4 separate regions of the Homo sapiens genome follow, and all the other regions are linked to region 1. A link is a contact called in ENCODE Hi-C or POLR2A ChIA-PET data. All regions are on one chromosome and are shown on one strand. The core of a region is the stretch at or near the end of the contact, and the rest is flanking DNA. Distances in the headings are between cores, read along the strand shown. Region 1 has its middle 52 kb from the start of LINC00399. Region 2 has its middle 61 kb from the start of LINC00676. Region 3 has its middle 16 kb from the start of LINC00676. Region 4 overlaps MYO16 (myosin XVI).

Evidence for each region. A loop is a pair of places that touch in the nucleus more often than their neighbours do. ChIA-PET counts read pairs that join two places held with the same protein, here RNA polymerase II (POLR2A). Pooled maps may share reads with other maps.
Region 2: POLR2A ChIA-PET joins it to region 1 with 15 read pairs in Caco-2. The contact joins two enhancer-like sites. POLR2A ChIA-PET finds 5 or more read pairs at or near these places in 2 of 52 experiments (Caco-2 and SK-N-SH).
Region 3: a loop to region 1 is called in a pooled map, with 2.5 times the contacts of the local background. The contact joins two enhancer-like sites. A Hi-C loop is called at or near these places in 1 of 168 maps with a recorded cell type or tissue (PC-9) and 1 of 50 pooled maps. POLR2A ChIA-PET finds 5 or more read pairs at or near these places in 2 of 52 experiments (WTC11 and activated T-cell).
Region 4: a map of endothelial cell of umbilical vein shows a loop between it and region 1 (3-fold over the local background). The contact joins two enhancer-like sites. A Hi-C loop is called at or near these places in 2 of 168 maps with a recorded cell type or tissue (PC-9 and endothelial cell of umbilical vein), 1 of 37 single-sample maps with no recorded cell type and 1 of 50 pooled maps.

The regions. Positions count from the first base shown.
Region 1 is chr13:109,347,250-109,349,949 of GRCh38, reverse strand. No RefSeq gene overlaps it. Among named protein-coding and RNA genes, the nearest start is that of LINC00399, 52 kb to the left of the region's middle. RefSeq lists an enhancer at 1-1,167. Within about 2 kb of position 1,274, at least 2 of the 41 ENCODE cell types and tissues checked have a DNase peak (open chromatin) inside an H3K27ac peak, as active enhancers do; they include PC-9, where a contact is called at or near this core.
Region 2 is chr13:109,665,760-109,668,459 of GRCh38, reverse strand. No RefSeq gene overlaps it. Among named protein-coding and RNA genes, the nearest start is that of LINC00676, 61 kb to the left of the region's middle. RefSeq lists an enhancer at 1,718-2,700. Within about 2 kb of position 1,264, at least 4 of the 41 ENCODE cell types and tissues checked have a DNase peak (open chromatin) inside an H3K27ac peak, as active enhancers do.
Region 3 is chr13:109,743,255-109,745,954 of GRCh38, reverse strand. No RefSeq gene overlaps it. Among named protein-coding and RNA genes, the nearest start is that of LINC00676, 16 kb to the right of the region's middle. Within about 2 kb of position 1,339, at least 4 of the 41 ENCODE cell types and tissues checked have a DNase peak (open chromatin) inside an H3K27ac peak, as active enhancers do; they include PC-9, where a contact is called at or near this core.
Region 4 is chr13:108,918,277-108,920,976 of GRCh38, reverse strand. All of the region lies in intron 16 of MYO16 (myosin XVI), which reads right to left. Among named protein-coding and RNA genes, the nearest start is that of MYO16-AS2, 180 kb to the left of the region's middle. RefSeq lists an enhancer at 1,654-1,823. Within about 2 kb of position 1,381, at least 4 of the 41 ENCODE cell types and tissues checked have a DNase peak (open chromatin) inside an H3K27ac peak, as active enhancers do; they include PC-9, where a contact is called at or near this core.

The DNA.
Region 1 (2,700 bases), core at 25-2,524:
GGTAATAGGACATTTACTGAAACAACCTTCTGTACCAAACATGATGCCTTCTTTTACCTCCGTGGCTTCCAGCTTCAACCTGTACTCCATGTTCCTTCCAGACTCTGTGCTCCATCCACAGCAAACATTGCAGCTTGCTAAGCAGCCTGTGCTGTTGCTTCTGGGCCTTTGCATCGGATGTGGTCCCTGCTTAACAGACCTTCCCTAGCTCTTTGCCTGCACACAATATTCAGCTCACCCTTCAATTCAACGCAGCTAACTCACCTTTTCTTCTCTAACAGCCTCATCCCCTCCCCTAGAGACTTATCCACTTCTCTTTGTGCTACACTGGTATACTAGGCATTTCTGTCATTTTTTTTCCTGTATAACATCCTCTGAATGTAGCATCTATTTAGTAATTATCCTATTTGAGGATGGAACTGTCTTTAAAAGAATCTTCAAGATATATACAACCAAAAATGGCAAACAGAGTAACACCTACACAAGTTTGGTACAGTGCCAGAAACACATGCTTTATTTTTCTGGACAAATTAAAGAAATTCACCTTTGGTCACGTCCACTTCTATATTTGGACATTTTCATGTGGTTTCTGGGTACTTCTCTCTTCTTCATTCCTCTTGTTTTTTTTCCTGGCTTATTTTTACATTAGTAGTTCAATTTTTAAAGTTCCTGAAACAAATGCAAAAAGTTGGTATGGTATTATTCAAAGTATAAGATCAATTTGTAGATCTTAGGAAATTCTAATTCTATGAGTCACTTTACTTCTTCTGTATGGGTCTCCTTTTATTCACTTAAACTGTTAATGTAACAAGAATTTATCTACTGAGTGATTGCACCAAGCACCCTGTCCTTATTCCTTGCAGGGAAATAGTAGGAGTGAAGAATCTCCTTAGTCATTATTTTAAAGTATTTTTTTCAAGTCAGTGAAACTACAACAGTAATGACAAAGTTAAAAGCATTTAGATTACAACTTCAAACAGTGATTATATCTCAAACATGTGCTATTAAAAAATCTTCGGGAGTTAGAATGTGATAAGATTTGTCATTCATTTTCACAGATATTTGGAAGATATTTCAAATAATAAATTTTGCTACTAAGTGGTAATTTAATTGTGCATTTAGACTCAAATTTCTCTGGACAAACATCCTACTTAAATTTTTCTTACCCATAGTAGATTTTATTCGAACGAGAGTAAACACTTTAAAAGCTTTGATGGAAGAATTAGTAAGTACCAATGACTCATAGTTCATCTAGCATTTTTCTTCCCTCATGCATTTTGATGACCATTTAATGGGTTACACCACCAAAACAGCTCCATTAAAAATTTTCAAGCCAGAATAAGAAGGTAAAATTAACCCACAGTTTTTCAGGTAGATCCATGAATTAAGACAACTACAGGAAACATCAATGGGTAAAAAAAAATGTATTCTCTTTTTATAAGTTTATAATAATTATTTATTAGGATCACTGTCCTTCAAAGTTCTAAATTTAATTGAAGAAAACTTGTTAATGCTTATAGAAGAGTCACTTTGTTAAATTTATCATGTTTGTATATTAATTGCTGATACGTGAGATAAATCTAAACATGATATAATCAGTCATAATATTTGATTTTTAAATTGGCAATTACATTTCTTGATTATTGATTTAGAAGAATTTTCTTTTTTTCTTTCTTTCTTTCTTCTTTCTTTCTTTCTTTTTCTTTCCTTCCTTCCTTCCTTCTTTCTTTCTTTCTTTTTCTTTCTTTCTCTTTCTTTCTTTCTCTTTCTTTCTTTCTTTCTTTCTTTCTTTCTTTCTTTCTTTCTTTCTTTCTTTCCCTTCCTTCCTTCCTTCCTTCTTTCTTTTCTTTTCTTTTCTTTTCTTTTCTTTTCTTTTCTTTTCTTTTCTTTTCTTTTCTTTTCTTTTCTTTTCTTTCTTTTCGGATCTCACTCTGTTGCCCAAGCTGGAATGCAGTGGCACAGTCATGGCTCATTGCAGCCTTGACCTCTCAGACTAAACTGGCCCTCCCACCTCAACCTCCCAAGTAGCTGAGACTACAGGCATGAGCCACCAGGCCCAGCTATTTTTTTAATTATTATTATTTGTAGGAGTGAGGTCTCACTATGTTGCCCAGGCTGGTCTTGAACTTTTGGGTTCAAGCAATCCGCCCGCTGCAGTCTCCCAAAGAGCTGAGATTATAGGCATGAGCCACCATGCCTGACCTAGAAAAATTTTCAATATGTTACAGAATGTTTATCAATCTGGTAGTGCTATTAAAATAGGGTCTTGGAAATACCCTTCTGGCAGCAGAGAGCAGATCTGGTGGCAGGGAATATGACCAACTCACAGAAAGGGCACAAGCAAGGAAACAGTGTGAGGTGGTAGCAAGAGTGATGAAGAGAACAAGGCAGATTCAACAAGTGCATGGAAGTAAAATCAGCAGAACTTGATAGATCTGTTAGCTATGCAGAAGAAGAGAAAAGAAAGAAAGTGAAAGATGGCTTGGTCAATTCTATCCCAGGTCTTTCCAGAAAGGAATTCAGGGAGGACCTGGTTTGGGAAAGGCCAAAGGTGGGAGCAATGATGAAACGGGTGTAATCCATGGTCAGAGACTCTGAAAGAGGGCATCACTTTAAAACACATAAGTAATTTTTAAAAATCCTAATTATTATATCACCAGTGAACTTGGTGAAAAAAAGAATTGGGAAGGCTGATAATAA
Region 2 (2,700 bases), core at 15-2,514, 320 kb before region 1:
GTTGGAAACAATATTTTTGACTTGATGGATTTTATATTTTCACTATTAGAAGCTACTCCTTTATTCCCAAGTATAAAATTCTAGCTTCAAAGTAAATGCTTGGCCAATCAACACCAAATAAGGCAGGAAAAAAAAAAAAAAAACGCAGAAAACTCACAAAGCCTCAGATTATAAGGGGCCTAGTCAGGTTTCAGAAACTCTAGTCCAAACAGGCATTCCTAACCTAGCCCAGGCAGCTCTTACCTCAGGCACTTAGCAACGCGCAGGCCTTTTGAATTTGCTTAAAACTATTAAGAAGTAATTAAGTAGTTAGAGGGTCTTTTTCAGCCCTGAGGTCCAGGAGGTGGGCTAAATGAAAGAAAACAAGCGCAATCGCTCAGCCTTGTCTTCCTTCTAGCTGACCTTGCACGCTAATAAATTCATCCTGTATTTTTCTGCTACTGCCAATTTATGGCCTACAGGAAACTAATCTTGTACAATAACTACCTTCCTGTACTTAGTTCCTAAATAGAGCCAAATGGATTTGGTGGCGGAAGAGCTCCCCAGCACTTCCTGTGAGGCAGTTGCTGAGCCCAGCAAGATCTGATAGAGGCTTGATGCGCTTATCGACTCTGACGATATAATTATGTTCTTGTTTTGGCTGCCCTGCACTTAAGCACAGAAAATAAAAAAGCAATCCTCTGTACAACGCCTACCACAATGATTTAAACTTCAAACTGGAGGGTAAGATGTGTATTTGAAACAAGCCACGTAGGCACAGTTATGGTGAATTTAGGGAGTGAAACACACAGGTGATCAATATTTCACTGGAGTCTTTGATATAAAATATATATCTGCTCTGTGATTTCAAAATATTCACAAAGGAGTAAATTTTTTAATGAGCTAATGAAAGAACTGTGTTTTCATTTCAAACGGGAAGAGAGGGAGAAAGAGAGAGAGAATAGAAATATAGAGCCATTTCTTCAGTAATAGTTTACAACCAGTTTGCCACAGGCTTGGATTAAAGTAAGGAAAGGCTGTCAAAACGCAGGGTAACCTGTGTGATATCTTTTCAGACCCTCAAATAGCTCAAATACTACGCTGGGAAAACTCAGAGTTTGTCCTTTAAAGAACCTGAAAGTGTTTAATCTTTGATAAGTGCAGGCTCCTCAGGCTTTGCCGCTTCCCCACACCGGATTTGCCTGCCACTCACCCATACCGATCTGATGACTTCATGTGGACACGGATCGGTCCCGTATGACAGCGTCTTCTTCCTGTGCTCATTTATTCTAGAACTATAGCAAAGCTGCTAATGCAAAGGGAAGCCTTCTACAAAAAGGATGAAGAAATCACCCTGACCAAGAGACCGAAGCAAAGATGAAAGGAAGGCATAAATAATCGCAGCTCGGGTCCGATGAGACTTATTGCTGGGGCTTTCAGACCTAGAGAGGTAGCAGGGGCGGGGTGGGGGTGCCTGTACGCGGGGGCGGGGTGTCCCACCCAGTTGACCTGGATTAGAGCCCATGGGGCTGCATTCCGGGCTTCCGTGTTTCCCAAAGTTATGTGGTGGCGGGGGGCCTGGCTGTTAAGGATCTGGGGATGTGGTTACCTATGGCCTCTGAGGGTGACACCAGCTGTCCAGCACTGTGAAATCAAACAATGGTAGTGGGCCAGAAAGATGGCTTAGCTTCCTCCTGAGTATGAGCAAGTTTCCGTAACTGTGAATCATCCTTCCCCAACCATAAAAGTGGGCATATTAATACCTGTCTTGTAAGAATCCTGTGAAGATCAGGGATAACAAATGCAACTTAATAAAAGTAACCTGTTATGTGTTGGCTGGTGATGCCATAAATGTATTTTGTAAAATCTTTATAATGGTGACTAACCAATATATTATTATTAATAGCAATAGGAGTATTGTCTGATTCAAAGGGCGCATTTAGATTGTGGTAATTCTGTGTGTGGCTGGATGGGAGACTGGAGGGGGCTGGAGGTTTTAGGATGAGTGGGACAGGGATTATTAGAAGTGGCTAATAAAGAGATCAAAGAAGTAACTTTGTTCCTAATTTTTAAAATCATCATTCTACCTCACTCTCCTAAAAGTGATGAGGATCATAATATTTATGCCTTACGTTTATACAGGACTTTATACTTGAATATCCCTTTTACATCTCTGGTCCGTTTTAGAAATTTGAGCCTAAACATGGGAAGCAGAAAAAAAGTCAATGTGGAAAAGCACTGTGCCCATCCCAGTTTGGCCAGAATGATTTCAGATTGTTATCAAGAAAGGGAATAGCGGCAGCATGGTTTGGTTTTCCTCTCTCAAGAGGACTGGACACAGGGAAGGAACAGGAAAAAACCTCCTGAGCAAAGCAAGGTTCCAGAACAGACTAGTTCAAAGCCTACACATGGTTAGTGCTCCGTGGAGGTGCCAGCTCACGGTTGGTGCACCGTGGAGGTGCCAGCTCATGCTTAGTGCACCGTGGAGGTGCCAGCTCACGGTTAGTGCACCGTGGAGGTGCCAGCTCACGCTTAGTGCACCGTGGAGGTGCCAGCTCACGCTTAGTGCACCGTGGAGGTGCTGACTCATGGTTCGCGCACAGCAGAGGCTCTGCGTTTTGGGATTCGTCTGTTCTAATTGTAGCCTTTCACTTACTGCCCTAAGACTGGCATGGAAACTATGTCTTTGAGTGATGAAAGGGCATCCGGTGTGTGGAAGCT
Region 3 (2,700 bases), core at 90-2,589, 400 kb before region 1:
ATGCCGACGTGTCCAAGGACAGTTAGTAGGAGCGGAGGTTTCAGGGCATCAAGGAGTACTGTCCTTGCACACGGGCAAGGTACTGATAAGCTGTTGTCTGAAGCCCGAGAGCCGGTGCACCCTGCCGTGACCAGGCGCAGCTCTGTGCTGCAGGATAACGCGAGCTATCTCATCACTGTCTCATCACTCAAAAGGCTTCTGATGAAGGCCGTGGCTGAATGGGTTCGGTCTCATGCTAACAAAATCTTGATGCGGATGCACCCTCCATCCCATGTTTAAGATCTTTAATTTTATGGGTACGAGTAATAAAAAATAATCAGGCTGTGTATTTTCTGTATCCACTGATATAAATGTTGGCATCAGCATTATTATAATCTTAATTACCATCATTGGTTACACGTGCTAAAAATGTTCACGCCGTCTAAAAGAAAATAAAAACAAGCGGCGGCAGGACCCCTGCTCTCACACAGTAAAGGGCAATAAACATTTATCGACATGCTGAGGAGAGGAGATTGTCATATCCTATTAAAATAACCAAAGATAAGGTTTTAAAGAATTCAACCTGTCGGGCTGTCTTTTCATACGAAGGCCAGAGACTTCCCGGAAACCGCGATGTCCGCAGTGGCGTGGTAGGATCTGGTTGGTAACTGTGCACCGCGGGGTATGTGAGCGCAGGCGCTCCCGGAGCAGCGACACAGACCTGTTCATTTGAAAGGCATTAGAGGAGAAACTCCTGCGGTCAGCCTTGCCAACCTCCTTTGTCCCCGTGGATGTGTCTGGACACCCTTCATCACCCTCCCTCGGGGGACGGGAAGCCTCAGTTAAGAGCGAGGCCCAGTGCCCTCCCTCCAGGAAACCCCATAACCTTCACTTCCAGGGTAAGGGGCTTCGTCTACACAAGCTCCACCCGTCAGCCCCAGCAGCCTTTGAGCTAGAGCTGGCGGAGGGCACCGCCTGGCTCTGCTTCTCCTCCACCGCCCTGCCCTTCAGAGAGCCAGGCCAGGGAGTGGAGGCATGAGGGGCGAACCCTAGGGGCGTTTGCCTGGGATTCTGCTGTTGGCCTCCCTGCTGGGTGTGGCTGAGGCCCGATGCCCACTGCTGCATGGCGCCACGGCAGCCCTTGCCCCGCCACCCCATCCACAGCCCTAAGGAGGCTTCCTCAGCCGCTCTGTGGAGCTTTCGAGGATCCGCTTGAAGATGTCAGCACACTCCTCCCTGGCCGGCAGCCAATAGTTTGTTTATTGCTCTCAAAGCACACTCACACTCTTTCCTCCCGTCCAGTCCATTTTCTGAAAACACTGAGCTCTTGGCTCACGGTCAATGCCTTCTGCTTTTATCTGCTCGGCCTGAAACAGTGACGTCCAGCCAAGAGGCCAGAGCTAGGGCTCCTCCGATGCTCCTCCGATGCTCCAACGGTGGTGGCCCTGCTCCTCGATGAGGCCGGTTCCCGCAAGGCCGATGCTTAGGCATTTCAGAGAGATGCACTCTCCCTCTTCTTATCGCTTTCCCCTTCTGCTTTATTAAAATTAGGTGACTTTTCAAGACTCCATGCAAAAGGTGGCATGCATAGCTCTGGCCATGCAATAGAAACTAAAGTAAGGTTCCCGTGTATAATCCAATCACACAGCTGCCCCGCCTTGGTCTCACACCAGGTCTGCAAGATGGCAGCCCCTTTGGTTTGCCCTCCAGCCTTCTCTTAAGTCCTGGAGCCGCTCTGGTAATTGAGCCTTCCTTCTGGCATCCTCTGGAAGGCTAATTGAATACAGCAGGAGGCAGTCACAGAGCTTTTTAGCATTTCTACTTCCTTTCATTTGCACACTTTTCCAATAGGAAGCAAAGCTACTCAATTCAGGAGAGAACTCCCCTCTCTTCCTACTTAACCTTTCTCCTGCATACACAATCGGGCTACTCAAAGGTATGCTGTTTCCTTTCCGCTAAAAGTTTCCTCCTAATTACCTCGAGGCATCCAGGTGTGGCTGAAAATATGCTCAACCCCGGGTGTAAATATCTGCACCTAAGGGCAGTGAGTAGCAGAGCAAAACAGCTTGTGCAGGGCGCAGTGTGCTTAAAACAACCTGCAGCTATTTATCGGGTGACTCAGACAGGATGCAGGGGCCAGATGGTTAGCATCTTGCAAAGGCTGACGGGCACTTTCATTTGATTGTTTAAGAATAAGTTCACACCGGAAAGGGGATTTCACACGTCCTCTTCCATTCTGGATTTTCAGTGTTTCATTAAGCTACTTTATAAACTATTATCTTGGAGAAGAAACAAAAAAACTTTTAATTATGTTTCCTTTGCATTGGCGGTCAGGCAGACAGATGAAATTTTTAATTATTGAACTGCTCCAAGGTGTGCCTGTAAGTATATCTAAAATATGTCTTGAAATAGTTATTGTACCTTTTTCTAGAAAATGATAACTTCTATGTTTTCTTTGTAAAATAAAAACCCACTTGTGACTGGTATACAAGGAAGAAGCTGACCTGAAGCTGTCTAAATAATAAAGGCAAAACTAGTAGACCCCCAAAAACGATAGAGCTCACTCTTCTCTGTCTCTGGCACGTGGAGAAGGCATGAAACTATCAAAGGCCCCAGGAATTGAACTTGGGAAAACTTGGTTCAAGTCGGGTGGGGCAGTGGGCAAAGGGTTGATGTTGTTGAATGTCATGGACTTCATAATCAGTAGGCATAAGGATATGA
Region 4 (2,700 bases), core at 132-2,631, 430 kb after region 1:
CTCCAAGCAGACATTTGGGCCACGCTCTGCAAACTGCATTGGTCTATGAGGGCCACACCTCCAGTGACCAGCCACATCACAATCACTGGCAAAGTCAAGCAAGTGTCCTCTAAAATCTGAGCCTCTTTCACATCTCCATATGGTTCATTATTTAAGATACGAAAATAAATATCTCTTATTTATACGGAATAAACAATGTTAAAGAGACAGAGACAGATGGCTGGGCATAGTGGCTCACGCCTGTAATCTCAGCACTTTGGGAGGCCAAGGTGGGCAGATCACCAGAGGTAAGGAGTTTGAGACCAGCCTGGCCAACATGGTGAAACCCCGTCTCTACTAATAATACAAAAATTAGCCGGGCGTGGTGGCAGGCACCTGTAATCCCAGCTACTCGGGAGGCTGAGGCTGGAGAATCGCTTGAACCTGAGAGGTGGAGATTGCAGTGAGCTGAGATGGCACCATTGCATTCCAGCCTGGGTGATAATAGTGAAACTCTGTTTTTGTTTTTAAAAAGAAAGAGAGACAGAGACAGAAAGAGATGACAGGGAAGGAAAGAAAGAAAGAGAGAGAGAAGGAAGGAAGGAAGGAGAGAGAGAGAAGGAAAGAAAGAGAGAAAGAAAGAAAAAAGAAAGAAAAAGAAGGGAGGGAAAGAAGGAAGGAAGGAGAAAGAGAAAGAGAAAGAAAGAGAAAGAGAAAAAAAGGAGTGGAACAAAAGGCAGAGGTCTATTTTGGAAGCGAATTCAGAGCCTCCTTGTCCAGACACAGAAGCAGGTTTATCAACCATTTTTAGCAAACATCTGCGTCGTGGTCCTTCAACGTAAGGTAAGTCCTTAACTTGGTGAGAAACATAATGACTGCCATGTTTTCAGTCCTCAACAAGCTGGATTACACAGTTCACAGCCCCTTCTCCTAAACTTCTGAAGACAAATATGTTCTGAAATCCAGATTTTAAAAAAGTGAATGTAGTGTTTATATCCTTGGTAGGTTTGAAGCAGTGTCCCCAGTCAAATATTTTAATTTGGGGAGAACCCCATATGAATATTCACAGTCAGAGAAATATGTAAGAATTATAAATACACTTACATCAATCAAGTTTAGATTTTGTTGCTAAGTAAGTTCAGGTTGGGTCATGTTTTTTATGAGCACATGAGTCATACGTGAATGTTTGGTTTTCAGAACTTTTGGGAATTTGAAATTAAAAGTAAGCAATCAAGGACGTAGACCAACATGCCTTAAATTCATAATTTTATTTACTCATAACAACCCTGAGAATGTTTGTGACATTTAACTGACTGACTGCAGAAGTGAGGCTGGAGTGTTTGACTCTCTCTCAACACAAGAAGGACTTTCCCTTTTATACCCTGAAGGTAAATACACTGCTTGCACATCTAGCATCAAGCAAACATCTTTACTCAGCCAAGAACTGTGTCACCTCAATGATAACCAACTCCACCCCTAAAGGAGAAGATGTCAAAGAACCGGTTAACGACAATCGCTCACGCCAAATTCCCCAAGGCCCAGCCATCTCTGTCGCCTTGCGTCATCAAGCAGACTGCATTGGATGTGACAGAAAAGCAATATTTATTAAAGATTTTTGAGTTAGGAGGTTTTATAGTTAAATTGAAATTCAAAATATGTTAATCTGACCTGAGATTAAAGGGTGAGATTGAAGAGGCACCAAGGTAAGATGCTGTGCAGTGAGGGAAGGTGGGGCAGGAAGGGCCCAGCCAGGGCCATGGGACTGCATGGCAATATGCCAGCACCTGCCCTGCCTCAGGAGAAAAAGACATGATAGCCACAATGCTCGTGGCACCTCTTTTTTATACACATGACTGGGAAGACGGCCTCGCTCAAATAGGAAGTACAAGGGCCAGAAACAAAACTCTGAAAAGAGCCTGAGTATCTGGAGAAAAAGTCTATTTCCAGCTGTTTTCCCCAAATCGTGACTATCTGGACATTGGCCTCAGGTTTTTATGTCAAAACAGAGTATAAGTTTGAGTGTAAGTTTTTTTTTTTTTTTTTGTTCTGTTTTCTGAGACAGAGTCTCGCTCTTGTTGCCCAGGCTGGAGTGCAGTGGTGTGATCTTGGCTCACTGCAACCCCCACCTCCTCCCAGGTTCCCGCGATTCTCTTGCCTCAGCCTCCCAAGTAGCTGGGACTGCAGGCACCTGCCTCCAAGTCTGGCTAATTTTTGTATTTTTAGTAGAGATGGGGTTTCACCATGTTGGCCAGGTTGGTCTCGAACTCCGGACCTCTGGTGATCTGCCCGCCTCGGCCTCCCAAAGTGCTGCGATTACAGGCGTGAGCCATAGCATCAGACCAAGTTTCTAAACAACACAGCTGGCCGTCACCTCCTCAAGGACAAACAGCATTAGCAGTCAGTGGCCAGGACTGCTGGAGATAGGCCCTCCCTCTCTGCTGAGAGATGGGCCACTGGGCACCATCTCTGGCCTCCTGCCTTGCCTGACCTTGAGCAGGCTGCTACTTAACCTCTAGGACTCAGTGTCCTCATTCATCAAATAGGGACAATATTAGTAACAGTCTCATAGAGTTATTAGAAGAATTAAGTGAGAATTAATTACTGAGTGTTGTGCCTGACACTCAAAATTTTAGTGAAGGTAGTTTCTTGCGCAATTTTATATGCATGTGCAGTTGTGTGCACACGTTTATTTATGTGTTTATTATGTGAATACACCATCTT